3 separate regions of the Homo sapiens genome follow, and all the other regions are linked to region 1. A link is a contact called in ENCODE Hi-C or POLR2A ChIA-PET data. All regions are on one chromosome and are shown on one strand. Each heading gives the region's core, a stretch centred on a gene start or an enhancer-like site at or near the end of the contact. The rest is flanking DNA. Distances are from core to core; before and after follow the strand shown. Region 1 overlaps MR1 (major histocompatibility complex, class I-related). Region 2 has its middle 32 kb from the start of LINC01732. Region 3 holds the start of KIAA1614-AS1 (KIAA1614 antisense RNA 1).

Region 1 (4,465 bases), core at 1,593-4,092:
AATCTTGGAAGTCACAAAATGTCATTCTTGTGATACTCTCATTGGTGAAGAAGTCATAAAATCCTGCTCAGGTTCAAAAAGAGGGTGTATAGAACCCAACACTCAATAGGAAGATTGTCAGAGTTACATTGTAAGAAGAGCATGTAGTTGGGAGATATCATTGTGGCCATTTTGGGAAAGATGCAACATGTCACAATGTCATGTTCTCCATCGTCTCCCCGTTCCACCTTGTACTGGTTTCCAAGGGTAGTCGTTTAAAAGTACCACAAAAACTGGGTGGCTTGGAACAACAGAAATTTATTGTTTCACAGTTCTGGAGGCCAGAAGTTCAAAATGAAGTGTTGGCAGAAACATGCTGCCTCTAAAGGGACTGGGAAAGGATCTGTTCCAGGCTTCCCTCCTATCTTCTGGTTGTTCCTTGCCTTCTGGCTGCGTAACTCTAGTCTTCATTTGGTGTTCTCCCTGCATGCATGGCTTTGTGTCCAAATTTCCTTTTTTCATGAGGCCATCAGTCATACTGGATTAGGGACCCACTCTACTACTGCAGGATGACCTCACCTTCCCAAATTACATCTGCAACAACCCTATTTCCAAAGAAGGCCACATTCTGAGGTACTGGGGGTTATAACTTCAACATGAATTTTTTGGAGGAAACAATTCAACTCCTAACACATCTCTACCCAACCTCTGTAGGTTCCCTCAATCCACCAAAATTTTTTGGCTCCACTGGATTATCTAGCAGTTAGGAAACCAAGATCATTAAATGAATTCACCGCAACTACAGTGAGACTGACTACCTTAGCTTACCTCTGTGAAAGGAGTTAAGCCAAAGGAATCTGTGGAATTTTGGAGAGTTTGGGAGCATTTGGGGGCAGGAGGCAAATGTTCTTCCTTTAAATCACAACACTTAGTTCTCTTCCATTTATAAGACTCACCCCTCCATCCCAACCCCTGCACCACAGGACAAGGAAGTGTTCTTGGTCTTCAACTTTCATCCCTGATGGTGAAAGCAGTTGCTCCTGACCTATTTGCCCACCAGCTTCTCCTCTGGAGCCTGAGGCTTCTGATGCCTGCCTGGCTGGTTCTCAGTAAGAAGGTCAAGTTCAACCAGAGGGGAGATGCTGATGCCTTTCAGTACTTAAATATGAGTTCAGACCCTGGGGCCTGGACATAAGATTTGGGGTCCCCTGGATATAAGATTTCTGAAAACACTCAGACTGTGGAGACCCCTGCTGAGGGAGAAGCCCCAAACTGTGGCTTCAGGGGAATGCACCAAGGCTCTCATTGAGGCCACCTTCTCCAACAAGCTCCCCTCCTGCTTCCCCATGGCTGGCATGGCTGAGGAAAAAGGACACTGAGCACAGCCCGTGCATGAGCGGCTTGCCATGCAACAGGATAAAACCCATAATGCCACTCAGCAAGCCTTGGTTGTAAATCTAGTTTGATTACATTTGTAATCAAATGATGGCCATTTGTTCTGTTTCTGGTTTGTGAACCAACTGAAGACATAAGCAGGGCCTCAGCTAACCCACAAATAGCACATGTGTGCAAACTGGAAAAATGAACCCTTCTTCTGGGAGGACGCCAGCCCAGGCCAGGTCACCCGGCTTGGCCAGCAGAACACAGAGTAGATTTTGGTCCCGTTTGTTCCCCAGTGGGGTATCTATCCTTGTGCAGGGCACAAGCCTACATGGTGGCTCTGGTCATATCATTAGAAAATAGACAGAAATGGGCTGCACACCAGAATGAATGAATTGAATTGAAAGGGAGGAGTGATGGTGGAAAAAAAAACAAGTCAATTCATTTAGACTGGTAGAACCAGAACCACTGTGTAGTACATCCAAACGGTTAAAATTCCCTGGAAGATGTTACATAATCCTATCATGGTGTTTATTTATGGAAATCTATTTTAAAAATTTTATGTAATACTGCACAGTCTGTTTGCATGATGCCTTGTACGTAGTAGCAACTCAGTAAATACTTTTTGAATGAACTAGTATAGTATTTTAATTAGCTAGTCTTCATGTACTGGTACAAAAGAACAGTGTCATCTTACAGCTGAAGTCATAGAGGGGAAATATCCCACTCAAGATCATATAACATTCCAGGTACTCAGGATGAATGGTTTGAGGACTGGTCTGAATTCTTCAAAGGTTTCAGCTGTATTAACATTCTCCATCTAATAAACTTTATCTTGTCATTGCATTGTCTGTGAGATTAGTGATCTGAAACATTCCATCAATACCCCCACCCCACCCAACACATACATATTAAAGACAAAGATAGAATTCGGAGGTTCTTATGGGAGGTACTGTTTTTCTCGAAGGCTATGAGAAGAGGTGCTGAGAAATGAGTTCTCAGCCATCTTGGGGGCCCAAATATCTGAAACCTTCCAGAAATGTAACTAGTCTGAATTTGCTTTTCTGTCACCATTTGGGTATTTGGTTAATGAAAGTTCTTAACATGCAAATTCCACCCACTCTTACCAATGCCCTGAGCTGGGAAGCACCCTGAGCACTCTTACCACACCCTGAGCTGTTGCTTTTCCTCTCCGCCTTGCCCCCACTCCGTGTTGGCTGCACCAGCAGAGGCTTCTGCATTTGCCCCTGGGCGGGAGTTGGGTATGAAGGTCTGGGCCAGAAGGTTCTGAGTCCCTAAGCTGAGCTGCTGGGTGGCAGCTGGAAGGTCAGGCTGGCTGAAGCCCTGGCGAGGTGACACTGGGTCTGAGGCAGGTGCAGTGGCAGCGGCCAGACCTCTGAGGACACAAATGGGCTAGAGTGTGGGAACAACCGGGGAAACAACCCGGGGGTGGGAAGGGAGTAGGAAGGGGGGAAACAGCTTCTGAGAGGAGGCTACAGGATGAAATGGGAAGCCACGAAAATAAGGAAGTGAAACCAAGGGAGAAATAAGAGTGCCACCCAAGCCGAGGCCGTCCTGGCCTTTCTTCCTTTCTGAGGCATCAGCGCAGATTCTAAGTTTACTTGAACTAACCGAAAGCTCTGTTGTTTTCTGAGCAACATCACAGTGGCATAAATAGAGAATTCCTGGAACACACTGGCAAGACACACGCTCTAGAAGGTGACAATTCTGGGGAAATCTGAAGGGCTGGAATAATAAAAAGTCAAACATTTGGCATCCCATCAGCTGCTGAAACACAACCCTCTCACGTACTTTAAAATACCCAACACATGCACTCTGCATATTACTCACGAAACAGCTACGAATGCACAGTCCCTGTGTTACACACAACAGGAAGTTGCCAAACCAGATGTAACCCACCAAGGCCGAGCACATGGGCAGCCCTTCACCTTACTGTTAAAAGACTGAATGGTCATTGGTCCCTGAGGATCCCTGAAGAAGACAGGCAAGCTGTTCTAATCCAATTTAGGTCTTTGCAACTGAAATTGAGATCAAATTTCAAAGATCTGTAAACTAGTGCAGCTTCACAGACTTGAAATTAGTCTACAAGATGACATGTTTCTGGGCCTAATGATGACATTTTTAGAGACTGCCCCCAGCCACAAGGAATTATTCGTTTTTTCTGTGTGGCATGGTATACACCATATTTTCATTCAAGCCACAGAGTTTTTTTTACCCCAGTTTCTTATTAATAATCTGCCACAAATACTGATATTTAAATCAAATTCTTATGGCCTTCATTAGTTAATCAACCATTCATGAAATATATGCGCCATAAGGCCTGACACTTCAGTGCCTGGCACATAGTAGGCACTCAGTACATATGCATATTGACAAAATGAACTGCTGCTCCTACAAGCCAGACTCTGTAGGCAACACAGCACAATGATGTTCTGAAAATTAGCAAGTACAAAAATGGCCCAGACATATGCTTATAGAAAAATCAAGCTCACATCACAGAAAATAATTTTAGAGATTGTAATCTAGAATGCATTTCTATAAAACAGTCCCTGGGTTTTCTGCTAACAGAAGAAATACAACTCTGGCTGGGGGCACGGTAGCTTACACCTGTAATCCCAGCACTTTGGGAGGCCAAGGCGGGCAGATCACTTGAGGTCAGGAGTTCGAGACCAGCCTGGGCAACATGGTGAAACCCCGTCTCTACTAAAAATACAAAAAAATTAGCTGGGTGTGGTTGCTGGTGCCTATAATCCCAGCTACTTGGGAGGGTGAGGCAGGAGAATCACTTGAACCTGGGAGGCAGAGGTTGCAGTGAGCCAAGATTGCACCATTGCACTCCAGCCTGGGCGACAAGAGCGAAACTCTGTCTCAAAAAAAAAAAAAAAAAAAAAAAAAAAAGAAAAGAAAGAAAGAAATACAACTCTGACAGTGAGCTTTCATAGTAATACTGAAGACACAGGTTGAATAAAACTTTCAAGTGAGATGGGAGGGCCTGCACATAAATATGCCATGAAACAAAGGACATGGGGAGGATGAAGGGCTCAGCACTGCCTCCTTCCCTGCAGCCGCTGGGCTGGGCTAAGAG
Region 2 (4,046 bases), core at 262-2,761, 79 kb after region 1:
CACACAGTCTGGTGAAAGAGAATTTAGGGGTGACACTGCTTAGGTTCTGTATGTTCCCAAGAGGAGACCCAATGCATGGATGTTATAGGGAGAGAGTTCAGCTCCAAAACCACTAGAACCATCTAATAATTCTAAACCGGCATGGGCTGAACCAGGACACTTCCTGGATATGGAGCATCCAAGCAGAAGCCAGAACACTGCTATGCAGGAGAGGCAGATGTCTGCCGGGTCATGGACCTGGACAACCTTCAACATTTCTTCCAACCTTAAGATTTTGTGAATCGCTGAATGAAATTCTAATTTTAAAGTTTCTGACTCAGAGGCAGAGGAGGCTCCTATTTTGAGTCAGAGTACCCAAATGCAAAGATCCCAGCTCCTTGGAGACAGACGGACCTGGCTTCTGAGACTGGCTTTGTCACTCACTAGTTGTGTGCCCTGGAGAACTTCCTTTCCCTTTCTGAATTGCAGTGTTCTCAGCTGGAAGATGGAGATATTTACCTGGCAGGGTGTTGTTGGCATTAAGTGAATCAATGTAGTAAACATGGCCAATTGTGTGTGTGCACACGTGTGTGTGTGTATGTGTGTGTGTGTGTTAGTGGGGGTAGGAGGAGTATAGGATGTTTGCCATGCTAGAAAATCGTATTATTGCCTACTGGTTAATTTTCTTTTTCCTAAGACCAGCTTACAGAGCAATGGAACACTGAGTTTAATGAAAAGATGAAACAGATGCTGATGTGGTGTGGACAGATACTGGTTTGAATCCTCTTAGCAGAGAAGGGAAAGTTCTGATATGGGGAAGATGGGGGAGGCACCTGTGACTATGCTGGAGGAAAGGGCAAGAGGAAGTCACCCCCTGAGGGCCACAGGTGGATACCCTCTGGTGCTGTACCTGGGCTTCTGGCCATGGGATGAGTTGAGCTGTGTGGTGCTCACTGTCTTTCCGGAAAGGAATGGGCCTGGACCGATCTGCCTCCCCCCATGACTATCTGCAGGTGACACCAGATCTGCAGTGACCTTCAGCTATGAAGTGGGCACAGGTTTCCTTTTAGCCCTCCCCACCTCGGCTTTCTGCACTTGTTCCTGCCAGCCCCCACTCCCTCTTACTTCATTCCTAATTCCTTCCTCCATCACATTTTTTCCCTTAGAAGCTCATGTACATAAGGAGGTATGAAGGACTGGTAAAGCTACAAGCCCGACCTCTACCAGGGATGCTTGCATTTCAACTCTCAGCCACTGCCATTCTCCACTGGGGGCCTCTCTCCCACAGTGTGAGAGTGTGGGTGGGCGTGGTGCAGCTGGCACCATGCTGATGTCTGTCTCTTTGCAAAGCTGACCTACCCTGGGTCAGGTCCTGGCTGCCTTGAGTACTGGGAGAGGGTGGTGAAAAACAGGCCCAAAGCTCTGTGGGGAGCAGCCCCTTCTCCCCTGGCCTTTGGCTAGGAGGAAGTGAGTGGGTCCTGCCTTGGGGCCTCCACTTCCGGGGCCTCGAGGGCTGAGGCTGACTCGATGATTCCTGGAAGGTGATGATGTCATGGTGACATAGCAGTTCCCCTCCCCAGCCAAAGTCAATAGGAGAGTGGGTGATGAGTGTCTCTCATTGGCACAGAGGCCCGAGGCTCTCAGGAATGACCAAGTCCACTGGCTTGTCCAGGCCACTTAACACCACATTCATCAATAGCTCCCTTCCTCAAATTCCTACAGCTCTGATCATCTGTCCCTTCGGCGATCCCATATTCTGGACTTCCAGGGCAGGCTTGATTGATTTTAAACGTTCTGCCCCTTTGTTTTTCCACGTCAACAAATTCACAAATCATAGAAATTCATCCCAGGTTGGCCTGTGCATCCTGGGGCTTTGGGGACACGGAGCCACCAGGCTTTCTCAGAAACAGAGCATGATCATGTGTACCCTTGCATCCCAGCTTCACATCTGCATGTCTTTTCAACAATATTAATAGCTTCTTTAGAATCAGCATCTGTGTCTGTTTCTTTTGTTTTCTCCAGGACTCCTCGAAGGGGCTGAGTGTGTGGGAAAATCTAAAAATGCTTATGGGGAGGGGGAGGTTAAGCTCCCCTTCTTGTCCTTGTCAAGGGCTCTCTCCCACTACTTCACTGGGGGTGAAAGGCGCATCCGCAACAAGGGCCCCGTGAGTTCATAAGGAGATGTCTTCTGCTTCTCTCACCCGTGCTTATTAAAAGGTAACCTAGTCCCGGTGTGGGTTTGGGAAAAACGCTGCTGGACTTGCGCGGGTCGGGGTTGCTTTTGGATAGCCACTCCCTGCACTCTTGTTTACCAAAGACCTGACTCTCTGACAGACTGCGTCAGACCCGCATGGAGTAAAATGGATCCTTTGTCAGCTGGAGTCTGAATTGAAACGCCTTCTCTGCGGCCCTCCCCAGACCGACCCCAGCGTTTTACAAGGGAGCCCTGGCGTTGCCTTACGCTGCCCGATGCTGCCCCCTGCAGGCGGCTCGCAGACACAGCCCGCTCCGCTGGGTGTGGAGGCTCAGCCTGTCCCACACAAATGGGTTTTCATCACCTAGAGTTGTCAGAGCAGCTAATAGCGCATGAACAGGAAGAAAATTAGGCTTCTCTAAGTGAATTGGGTGTTGAAAGACACTGAGATAAATGGTGGAGGCAGTGAGAATGACTGATGGTGTTTCAAGTCTGAAGTAATAAGTTGGGGAGGTGAGGGTTGGGGGTGGGAGGAGAAGGAACTAGTGTTTACAGTGACCATGTGATTTAAATCTGGGCTCACAACAGCCTCAGAGGCAAATGCTCTGAACTCCTGTTTAATGGATGGTGAAGTCGAGTCTTAGAGAAAAATTAAATAACTGCCCAAGATTATACAGCAATAAATGGCAGACCCAGGACTTGAACTCAGTGACCCCAGGCCTCTGTGACATCTGCTGTCCCGCCACCCCACCATAAGAGATCATCGTCCTGCCTGGAGGAAGATCCCTTTGTTTATGGGATGAACTGGGTTTTTTGGAATGAAGGGGAAACTTCAACAGGGAATTCTCTTCACTAAGACAGTTTGTAGCTGTAGCCTCTGTCATGTGATATGAGGGGTGTTTGGCAGATCTCCCTGCCTGAAAACATCTCCCCAACTTGCTCATCACATTGCCTGGAATTTTGCTAAAAGAGAGTCCTTCCTTTGATTAAGATTGGCTAAGTGGTACTCCTGTTAAATGAAAATGCAATTCCTGTGGGGGAGTCACAGGTTAAACCTTTAAATCTTAATTCAACCTCAGTGGAGATTAGCTCATCAGGTTGCTTCATCCCTGTGATAGAGAATGAAGGGTGTGGGGAAATTGGAGGACAGGGGGTGTGCCAAAATCTAATTTTATTACTAAATGTCTCAGAGACTCCTCAAACTGTACCAAATGAAACTCTTTATCTTCTCTCCCACACTCTCCCTTCTTGGACATTAAACAGGCTCAGAAATCCCTGCAGTGTCCCTCTCTCCTCCATCTGATGGTCACTGGGTCCTCCCCAGCCTGCCTCTGAAGTGGTGCCTGAATCTCCACCGTGCACCCTCACTCTGTGGTGTGCTCAGGCCCTCGTCAGTGTGTTTCTGCCCCTGAGACTTTACCCTTTAATCAAACCTCAGTGCAGCAGCAAATGAGAGCTTTTGAAAACATGAATCGGAGGATGCTGCATTTCCTCCTAAAATCTTCCTCAGTGCCTTAAAGAAAAGTGCCAATTCCTCAGTATTTTATACTTAGGAGAGTGTTCCCATCCTTCTCTCTTGCCTCTCCTCTGTACCTCTCATTACCACCCTCCTTCACCCCATTCCCCAGCCTGGTCATCTCATTCATAGCTCCATGCTTTTGTGCTTTGTTTTTGTCAGGAAAGCCCTTCTCCTTCAGTGGTCAGCTAACTACTCCTCCATGAAGCCATCCCTGATTCCTACTCCAGCCCCCAAGGAAGAGGTAAGTTTTTATGTCACCCCTCACTAAGCCCACACACATGAATGAATGGATGAGTAAACGAAGCTCAGCTGATGAGTGGACTATCCAGTTCAAAAGATGAGGTTGTTTCTGAA
Region 3 (4,370 bases), core at 152-2,651, 110 kb before region 1:
CTGGGGCCGTGATTCGTGGTTGGCCGGGTAGTTGGCAAGGGCGCCAACCGGGCAGGTGAGCACAAGCAGGGCTTTGTAAAACGAGTAGGAAGCTACAGCAAGGGCCAAGTGGCTCAGGCACAGAAACGAAGCAGCCACATGCAAAGGTGTGGGTATTCCCGGTGTCTAACTTATGTCCCTCCCGCGGTTCACAGAAGGCCCCTGACACTGGGACTACACGGAGCAGAAAGTGGCACCCCTTTGCCTCAGGCACCTCAGTCTCCTCGGGGCTTGGGGGCATTTTCAGAAGCCACCCGCAGAACCAGCGTCCCGGGCGGCGGCTGGTTTTCCCCTCTTTCCCGGGGGCCCCCCTCTGTCGCTGCGGGGTGCAGCGGCGGCGAGAGATATCCGCAGCTGGCACCCGGTGTCCCGGGAGGGAGAATCGGGGTCTGTCGCGGGCCCTGCGACCAGGAGGCGACTGTGCCCTCAGCAGCTGCCCCGCGCCCGCCCCGCCCTCAGGCCACTAGAGGCAACCTCGCAGCGACTCCGGTGCCCCCCCAAGTCTCCCTGGCAGGGCGGGCTGTCCCCACCGGCCAGGGCAGGCAGCGGGCGGCCGCTTGCTCTGCACCCGCAGACTCCGCGCCAGCCGCGCCTTCCCGGCCACGCGGCCGCCCGCGGAGTGTTCCCGCCGCGCAGACAGGAGGCGTGGGGCCAGGCAGCACAGCCAACAGCCTCTGTCCGCGTCCTCCCGCGGGGCCTCGCGCGGGCGGGGGTGAGAGGGGAGCGGCCCGTTGCGCTGCCTGGGGGTCGCCAGGGCCTTCGTGCCAAGGCCGCTTCCGCGAGGCGGGGTGTGTCCAGCAGGGCACCGGCTGTTAGAGCCGCGGGGGCCTGCAGCCTGAGGGTGGAGGGAGGGCGGGCTCGCGGGAGTTTTGCAAACCCCGCCCCCAGCACACGCGCGCACGCGTACACGCACACACACTGCTGGGCTCACCCTGCCTTTGAGAAACGCACGGCTGGGGAGGCGGACGGGGCCTACTGGTGCACCGCACGGTCCCGGGCCTTGCTGAAAGGTGATGTGGAGGCGGCGCGCCGAGCCAGACTGGGAGGATGAGCTGGAGCTGGCCGGAGGGATGGGGAGGAAGTGGGGCGACCTATGGACCCTCATGTCCGTGGGGCGGGGGCGGGGTGTGCAGGAATGAGTACCTGGTGCATGAGTGTCCCCAGCTTTCAGGCGTGCTGGAAAAACCGCAGGCCGGCTCGAATTTTGGAAACCAGTGTTAACCAGGACTTCAAGGACCTGCCTTCGTTGGGCTGTCCCTCGCCTTGCCCTGCCAGCTACGCAAATGTTCCAGAGCTCTGTTGAGGTCATTAAATCACCCTGAATCCATACGGCAACACTGCGAGAGAGAGACTATTATACCAGGCTAACGCACGAGGAGTCCGAGGCTCAAAGGTTAATTCACAGATAGATCCAAGGTCTGGGAGCCAATCAAAAGCGGAGGCAGGATTTGAACCTGGCCCTCTGTGACTTCCAGCCAGCATCCTTCCACCCTCCTGGGTCCCTCTGCAGCTCACCTCCCTTGGAGGCCCTCGAGCAGCTCTGGAGGCCCTGCTTGGCCTGCCCGCCACTGACCTTCACCAGGACGCAGGGGCTCTCATTTTGGTTTTTCTTCTGGGAAGTGGGGCTGGAGAAGAGCAGGCAGATCCCTTTCCAGGGCAGTGTTTCCAAACTGCAGGCACAATTCACTCATGGGTTATAAAAGCAATTTTGTGGGTTGAGACCAACATTAAATTAAAATAAAAATTAGAGTGCTTTATACAAGCCAAGGGTAGGTTAGGTTTTGAGAAATGCTTCTGCAAGTGTGTACCGAGTTGTAATTTAAAGTGGGTTATGGCTCTGTTCTGCGGGGAGGCAGAAGAAACCCTCAGGGCTATGGCCTGGCCCCTGGGGTAGTGGGGAAGAGGCCTCCATCCTAGATGCCCAGGTGTCCTGGGCAGCTGTTTGTTTCCACCTCTTTTCCGGGTGTGCCAAGAAGAGGCCTATGACCCAGGAGAGGAGGGCAATGATGCGACTGTGGACTTCTTAGTCTTCCAAACTGCCTCTGGGCACAGGATTCTTGTGTGGGTATTATTGGCAGGAGCTTTGTTTGTTGGCTCCTGGATCCCACTAGCCCCAACTTCACCCATCCATGCACCCACCTACTCTCTCATGCTTTATGCATGTGCCTTGGCTGGAATGCCTTTTCCCTGTCCCCCCACAAACCCCGTGGCAGCCTTCAAAAATATTAGAGGTGTCTGTCTCTGGAAGCATTCCCGATACTGCATGCTGACTTCGGCTCCTCCCCTTAAATCCCATAGGATCTTGTACCAAGGGCTCTTTATTGTGACTCTTTAGGTAGAATTGCTTGTTTATCCTCCACTAAACTTACCTGGCAACAAGTGGACTTCCCTAGTTCATCTACCCAACCCATTTCCCACCCCAAGTCCCCAGACTAGTTCTGGAGCGACTCAAAAGGCCCTGCTGCACCTGCATGAACAGGCCTTCCCCTTTCTCCCTCCCTCCCCCACATATCCGCAGAGAAGTTTCCCTCTTTCCTACAAAGCCAGAGCACCTGCTTAGAAATGGCAAGAGCCTTCCTTGGCAAGAAGCTCTGCCCAGCGCTCTCTGGCTGTGGGTTGGCCAGGTCGGAGTGCTGGACCCTGAGGAAAGGGGCTGCGGGGACTGGCGCTGATATGTGCCCATGGAGCCAGGGCTTAACAGCTGCCCTGCCAGTCCTGGAGGGTATCCGGAGCTCTCCTGTGGCTGCCAGGCTGCCTGCCGGGCCTGCCTTTGTCTTGTCCTTCTGCAGTCTGGGCTCAGGCCCCTACTCACAGTGTGGAGCTGCCCTTAGGGTTCTGGCCCAGTGCCAGGCACTGGGGAGGGGCCTGTCCTGCCCTTAGGATACCCTCATCCCCAGGATGGATACAGCTTTGGTTGTGAAAAAAGGCCAGCGTGCAGGGCTACAATGGAAGCCCCAAGGCAGGAGGCCCCACTCTACCTAAGGAGCAGAAAGGCTCCCAGGAGAGCCAGCTCTAGGACCCCATGCCCCCCAAGACCCCAAGCTCACCAGCCTCCATCCAGCTCTGGTGTTAACTCAGGAACAAGGGGTGCTGGCAGCCATGGGAGTGGCATTCAGAGGCCACAATTTTCATTCTCATCCTGAGCTCCCCAGACTAAGTCTCCAGGCTTTTCTGGGTTTATACAGTAAGGGGTTTGGCTCATTTACTTTTTGCTTATTTCCAGCCAAATACACAAAAGCTCCAAAACATTTATCAGCAAGGCGGACCTGTGTGAAACCCTGAGCCAGTAGATCTCTTGAACCCTACAGTGGACTTGAAATGCGGTCAAGTCCAAGGCAACTGATATCCATGCTTTATCCCAGGTACTTCTAGTTCAGTGCTTTAATCTGCCACTAACTGGCACCGCTTTTGTGACCCCTCTCCCCACTCCTCAGCCTTATGTTACCACTTCTCATGTTAGAGGGATGGCTTAGTGAGACATCTGCTTGCCACCACTGAAGTCAGGCCAGTGTGTTTTCTCTTCATGGAGGCCTTGTATGGTCCAGGCCAACCTGGGCTCCAATTCTGTCTCTACCACTTACTAGTTGTAGCCTTAGACAAATTTCTTTATTGCTGCATGCCCCAGTTTTCAGGTGTAAAATTGGTCTCAACAGTATTTCCCTCGTCGGGTTGAGAACTGAATGAAAATGTTTTGCTCCTCACGGCATCCCTACAGCCTTGGTCAAAGACCTACCCCACACATCAGATTTGCATCAAATATTGGCCAGAACTATTGGCTACTGTTTAGATAAAACTTTCAGGAAGTTTAGAGTTACTGACCTCATCGAAGGCCAGCCAATCTTACTGTGCCAGGAGAAAGCATCTGATGGTATGTGAGCAAGTGGGCTGGGAAGGGAGGTGGGGAGAAAACACCATCCAAAGAGGCTGGAATCGGAAGTGCGTGCCCACACTGGCTTCTGGAGCCCGTTGCCCCCTCTCTGAGGTGCATCTGTGGTGATGCTTGCTCAGGCTCAGCCTGCCCCTGCACAAACAGCTGCTGCTAACGCTCCGTGTAGCAGCACCTGGGCAGGTGGGCATACAGCTGGCATCTGGAGGTGCCAAGGATCATTTACTGATTTGAAATTTGTCCTCTAGGACAGTGACCTATTATGGTGGCATGGACAGGCCTTCCCTTCCTGTGAGTTTCATTTTTGCCTCAGGTCTTGCCTTTTAACATTTTGGGACCTTTGCAATGATGGCAAATGAGTTTTGCTGCACAGCAAAGCCGTGAGTAGAATCGAGTCACTGTCCACCTGTGGAACTGGACCCCTCAGCCTTGCAAACTGTGTCCC

What was found. A loop is a pair of places that touch in the nucleus more often than their neighbours do. ChIA-PET counts read pairs that join two places held with the same protein, here RNA polymerase II (POLR2A). Pooled maps may share reads with other maps.
Region 2: a loop to region 1 is called in a map with no recorded cell type, with 4 times the contacts of the local background. The contact joins two enhancer-like sites. A Hi-C loop is called at or near these places in 3 of 168 maps with a recorded cell type or tissue (B cell, GM12878 and gastrocnemius medialis), 27 of 37 single-sample maps with no recorded cell type and 12 of 50 pooled maps. POLR2A ChIA-PET finds 5 or more read pairs at or near these places in 16 of 52 experiments (AG04449, GM12878, H1 and 12 more).
Region 3: a loop to region 1 is called in a pooled map, with 3 times the contacts of the local background. The contact joins the promoter of KIAA1614-AS1 here to the enhancer-like site in region 1. A Hi-C loop is called at or near these places in 3 of 50 pooled maps. POLR2A ChIA-PET finds 5 or more read pairs at or near these places in 4 of 52 experiments (AG04450, BJ, MCF 10A and 1 more).

The regions. Positions count from the first base shown.
Region 1 is chr1:181,059,734-181,064,198 of GRCh38, forward strand. It overlaps MR1 (major histocompatibility complex, class I-related), which reads left to right. Exons shown (of 6, transcript NM_001385161.1): 6 at 1-2,205. Among named protein-coding and RNA genes, the nearest start is that of IER5, 27 kb to the right of the region's middle. RefSeq lists enhancers at 2,295-2,424, 3,065-3,114. Within about 2 kb of position 2,843, at least 16 of the 41 ENCODE cell types and tissues checked have a DNase peak (open chromatin) inside an H3K27ac peak, as active enhancers do; they include gastrocnemius medialis, where a contact is called at or near this core.
Region 2 is chr1:181,140,205-181,144,250 of GRCh38, forward strand. No RefSeq gene overlaps it. Among named protein-coding and RNA genes, the nearest start is that of LINC01732, 32 kb to the right of the region's middle. RefSeq lists enhancers at 918-1,418, 1,328-1,407, 1,419-1,919 and a cis regulatory region at 1,223-1,772. Within about 2 kb of position 1,512, at least 18 of the 41 ENCODE cell types and tissues checked have a DNase peak (open chromatin) inside an H3K27ac peak, as active enhancers do; they include gastrocnemius medialis, where a contact is called at or near this core.
Region 3 is chr1:180,953,486-180,957,855 of GRCh38, forward strand. KIAA1614-AS1 (KIAA1614 antisense RNA 1) reads right to left here and starts at 1,402. Exons shown (of 2, transcript NR_145481.1): 1 at 1,183-1,402. RefSeq lists a silencer at 457-996 and an enhancer at 1,032-1,637.